Regions from separate parts of the Homo sapiens genome. Here region 1 is linked to region 2. A link is an interaction called in ENCODE POLR2A ChIA-PET data of the cell type or tissue named here. Cell type or tissue: MCF 10A. All regions are shown on one strand.

Region 1 (2,500 bases), 420 kb after region 2:
GGGAGCTCCATAGAGGGGTCAGGCCAGCTGAACTAAGAGGTAGGGAACAAAGTCCAGGAAGAGGCCTCTACACAAGCAAAGGCCTCGAGGTGAGTCCAAGCAAATGGACCTCCAGTCTCTGCAGAGGAGGAGTGAGTGGGCTGGCAGGTAGCTCCAGCCTGGGGCCCAGAGTAGGCACAAAATGCAGATGGGGAGGTGCTTAGAAGGAACCTTAGCCCCAGGCAGGGACAGGGAGCCAGGAGAAGGTGGGGGTACTGCAGCTGAGGAGGAGGGGAGGCTGCCGGCAGCAGGGCATTGATTATTCCCCAGGAGTCCCAGCCTGGGGAGGCGGAGATAGGCACACATTCCCAGCCTAGCCCTGCGGGTTCAGACGCCCTGTGATGGACAGGGCTAGGGTCGGGGGATGGACGTGCTGTTCTAGAGAATGGATCATCACAGCGGATAGGAAGGCGCGACAGGCAGACGGAACGGCACATGCAAAGCCTTGGCAGTGGGTTAAGTTGCTTGTCAAGGATTCAGGGTGGCTATAAGGATAGGTGCTATCCACCAAGAGGCCCGAGTGTCAGGTGGAGGCTCTGAGCATCCTTCAGTCACGGGGAACCCCAAGAGGTGTCCGAGCAGGGCGGAGGGGCGCCACATTCTCGGGTGCCCAATTTACCCATTCCTAGGCCTCTGTTACCCTCATTCTACAGGTGGGGAAACTGAGGCCCCGAGAGGGGATGCCCAGAAAACCGCCTGGATCTGCCTGCCAGCCCGCCCCCACGCCCCGGTGTGCGCGCCCCGGGAGCAGCGCTCCCCGAATCCGGGAGGCGGGAGGGGCGGGGCAGGCAGGGCTGGGGGCTCCGCGGGTGAAGGCAGGGCCTGAGCGCTCACACAGACGCGCACTTGGGTCTGCGTGGACCCGGCCACCCGGCTAGGGGACCGGAAGTGGGTTCGACCCCCGGCCCTCCCGCACCCCATTCTGCCCCGCACAATGCCTGGGCGCCCCTCGGTACTATTCGAAGCCCCATTCCAGGCAGGGCCTCCCTTCATTTGGGGCCTCGGCTCCAGTCCGGTATCTTGGACGCGGGGAGTCTCTCCCCATTCTGCCCCGACCGTCCCAAGGAGGCTGCACCGCTGCGGAGCCGAGCCCGAGGCCCCCCCTTGCCTGCGGCCCCCCCAGTTCCCGCGGGGCCCGACGCAGCCTGGCGCTTGCGTTCTGGCTTCCACCGGGGCCCGGCACTGCCCCCGGGCGCCCCGCATTTAAGCACACTCCCAGCCGCCCCCGCCACGAGGGCCAGTCAGGACTCACCTGGTCGCGGCCGCCACCGCCGCCGCAGCCGCCGTCACACCAAGCCAAGCCCGCCCCGTGGCTCCACCGCGGCCACCGTCGCCGCAGCCGCGGGATCCCCGCCTCCGCCGCCGCCACGGTTCCGAGCGGCCTGGCCCGCCCCCGGCGGAAATGCCCGAGCGCATTCGAGCCGGGCGGATGAACCGAGGCCGAGGCGGAGCCTGAGGTAAGGGGGCACCCGAGTGTTTCCGGAAGTAGCCGAACGTAATCCCGCGGGACTGGTGGACTAGAGGGTGCCCCCGAGACAGCCGAGCGTTTCCAGAGGTAGCCGAGTGCAATCGGGTCGGCGAGGGATCCGAGACTGGGCTCGGCTGGGCTTAGAGACGCCCGAGCGCTTTCGGAAATGGCCGAACACTCTCTACGGCCGCACTGGCACAACTGAGGCTGATCCCCAAGACCGCGGAGCGTTTCTGGAAATAACCGAATGTGCTCAGTGCCCAATGGAGGCCTTGGGAGTTTAGACCCAGAGGCGACCGCCAGCTTATGGGAATTACTGAAGCATAGATGGTTCCAGGGGACAAATGAGGCGTTCTCAAGCTCAGCAAACAGGGGGCAGTAGAGTGGGGAAAGGGCCTGCCGCAAAAAGCAGAAGTCGGAGAAAGCCAGGGTTGAAGGAGTTTCCATGGCAACCCAGAGCGTCCGGAAACAGCCAACGATCTCGACCCCTACGGGCACTAGAATTTAGCGGACTTGAGCCTAGATGCCGACGGTTTCCGGAAATAGCCGAACGCACTCGGAGATGGGGCTGTAGCCAAGAGTGTTTGCATGCCGGCTGAGCGCCCCGGAAGTAACGGATTGCTCTAGGGCTGGGCCGGGTTCGGCTAGAGGGAGTTTTATGGCAGAGCGCAAGCTAAGACCAGGATAGAAAGGACGCGACGATTGCTTATTTTGTTATTATTTTTTGAGACGGAGTTTCGCTCTTGTTGCCCAGGCTGGAGTGCAATGGCGCTATCTCGGCTCGCCGCAACCTCCACCTCCCGAGTTCAAGCGATTCTCCTGCCTCAGCCTCCCGAGCAGCTGGGATTACAGGCATGCGCCACCACGCCCGGCTAATTTTGTATTTTTAGTAGAGACGGGGTTTCTCCATGTTGGTCAGGGTGGTTTGGAACTCCCGACCTCAGGAGATCCGCCCGCCTTGGCCTTCCAAAGTGCTGGGATTACAGGCGTGAG
Region 2 (2,500 bases):
ACTATCCAGGTGTGGTGGTGCGCACCTGCAGTCCCAGCTACTTCGGAGGCAGGAGGATTGCCTGAACCCATAGGTTTGAGATTGCAGTGACCCATGATTCAGCCACTGCACTCCAGCCTGGGCAACAGAGAGGTGCTGTCTCAAAAACAAAACAAAAAAAAAAAGTGCTGAGTACAGAGAAGATGGGGAGCAATGAGAAGTTACCTATAGGCTTAACAGGGGTACCTGTTTATTTCCTTGAACATTTGCAGGCACTACTATACCAGGCAAAAGCAGACACTCTCACGTCTGGGAAGATGCCTTTAAGAACCTAATTTCCTTTTCTTTTTTGAGACAACAGTTTTGGTCTTTTTGCCCAGGCTAGAGTGCAGTGGTGCGATCTTGGCTCACTGCAACCTCTGCCTCCTGGATTCAAGCAATTCTGCCTCAGCCTCCCAAGTAGCTGGGATTACAGGTGTACACCACCACACCCAGCTAATTTTTATATTTTTGGTAGAGATGGGGTTTCACCATGTTGGCCAGGCTGGTCTCGAACTCCTGACCTCAGGTGATCCACCCACCTCGGCCTCCCAAAGTGCTGGGATTACAGGCATGAGCCACCAAGCCCGGTCATAACAACATAATTTCTAAGTACTCAGAAGATGAGGTAACCCTGGGAGTGTGTCTGATGGGGAATGGATCTAGTGTGGCTCCCCTATCTGGAGGAAGGCTGAGATCTGGAGAAGGAATTATGAAATGAGGATGGGAACACTAGTATTGTGAGCAGTGACAGCAGCGTGAGGGAAGACCTAGCTGGTGACGGGAACTTGGGTTGTTATAGCTCCCACCAGGGGGGGTTCCAAAAAAGGGCCACATCTCTTTCTAGCCCTGTAGTGCCTGATTGTCTGCACCTCCCTCCAGCAGGGCCCCCAGCCCCACATCCAGCACTTGCCCTCCTTTTGGGTTGCTTGGCTTAAGGACTGAAGAAGCCACAGCTAGGTGTACTTTTCCCTTTTTAGTAATGGTGTCTTTTTATTGATAACTTCCCAACAGCATCTGTAAACATCGGGTACAAAAATATTCCATTAAACTCTTTCCCGAGGTGGCTCCGTTTGCTCCATGGAGGCCTTCAGAGAGGCCTGCTGGCCCCTCAGGTTCCACACCTCTATTCAGAGAAACACAGAACTCAGCACGCTCAGGGCTGAATGGATGGCCAGCCTCCGTCTCAAGACTTCTACCTATCTCAGAAACCTCCTTGAGATACCAAGGAGAAAGTATTTGATACTTTTACGGAGCAAGGGGCAGGAAAAGCAGAATTAGTGGGTGCGGGGGTGGGCTGGGGTGAACTCAGAGGAGACCGTGCTTGTGCACCTCAAGGAGGTCCTGACCGGTGGTGGGGGACATCTGGCTCTGGTGTCTGGGAACCTTCTAAGCATTCTTCAGAGCAGACGTCAGGCTCAGCTCTGGAAAAATTCCCCTGTGCCCAGCCCCACGACTCCAGCTGGAATGGGCGTGCCCTGGCATGGCAGAGGGGTCTTGCAGAATAGAGATGTTCTGAGGAAGGAAGGAGCCAGAATTAAAGACCCCCCCAGGAATTCCACACCCCTCGGGAGAGAGCCTTGTCCCCCTAGGAGCCCTGGGTGACAGAACGGGGCAGCAAAGGAGCCCTGGATGACAGAACAAGGCAGGGTTACCCGCTGCCACCTTGTATGCTGCTGCCCTGAGACCCCCTCAAGGCACCGGGCAGCAGGGCTATTCGCCCGTCATCTCCTCGTCATCTGTCTGGCTGCGGCCGTTGATGGCTGGGGAGCCAGGCTGGACATGGGACAGGTCCTCGAAGCCGGGGCTCAGGGAGGGCGAGACGGTGTCGGGGCTGGTGTCACATGAGCCCGTGCTCTGTTCTGAGGTGGCAATGGTGGTCGTGGTGCTGGGTGGGATGGGGTCTTCATCCTCTTCCTCCAGGAAGGATGCCTCTGGGATATCTGGGGGAAGGAGGCCCAAGAGTTGGTTTTGTCACCTTGCCAAGCTCTGTGATGTAGGACTTATTGTCCATGTGACCCCTAACGGCTGCCCTCACCCCATGGGGGTATGACTTGACCCTTTTTTTTTTTTTTTTTTGAGACGGAGTTTCGCTCTTTGCCCAGGCTAGAGTGCAATGGTATAATCTCGGCTCACTGCAACCTCCGTCTCCCGGGTTCAAGCGATTCTTCTGCCTTAACCTCCTGAGTAGCTGAGACTACAGATGCCCATCATCACGCCCATCTAATTTTGTATTTTTACTAGAGACGGGGTTTCTCTATGTTGGTCAGGCTGGTATCGAACTCCCGACCTCAGGTGATCCACCCGCCTCAGCCTCCCAAAGTGTTGGGATTACAGGCATGAGCCACCGCGCCTGGCAGACTTGGCCCATTTTTATTTTGTAGAGGAGAAAACTGAGGCCCAGGCAGGGAAGAGCCCTCCCTTCAAGGTGAGGTGAGGAAGGGACACAAGATCTGGGGTTAGGCCTACAGGAGCCCTGAGG

The links. ChIA-PET counts read pairs that join two places held together with the same protein. Peaks named below come from ENCODE experiments on the same cell type or tissue, not always from the same donor. Only the 100,000 strongest peaks of a DNase experiment are listed, where the experiment ranks them.
Region 1: POLR2A ChIA-PET joins it to region 2 with 5 read pairs; 2 of 35 experiments call an interaction of 5 or more read pairs at or near these places.

The regions. Positions count from the first base shown.
Region 1 is chr19:18,152,086-18,154,585 of GRCh38, reverse strand. It overlaps PIK3R2 (phosphoinositide-3-kinase regulatory subunit 2), which reads right to left and starts at 1,423. Exons shown (of 16, transcript NM_005027.4): 1 at 1,292-1,423. RefSeq lists silencers at 553-772, 1,083-1,462 and enhancers at 1,573-1,852, 1,158-2,050. In MCF 10A, a CTCF peak has its summit at 1,875; DNase peaks (open chromatin) are centred at 1,545 and 2,025.
Region 2 is chr19:18,567,863-18,570,362 of GRCh38, reverse strand. It overlaps KXD1 (KxDL motif containing 1), which reads right to left. Exons shown (of 5, transcript NM_024069.4): 5 at 985-1,961. The coding sequence ends at 1,732. It also overlaps a transcript of UBA52 not described here. Among named protein-coding and RNA genes, the nearest start is that of UBA52, 2.7 kb to the left of the region's middle. In MCF 10A, no CTCF peak of the experiment used is centred here; no DNase peak of the experiment used is centred here.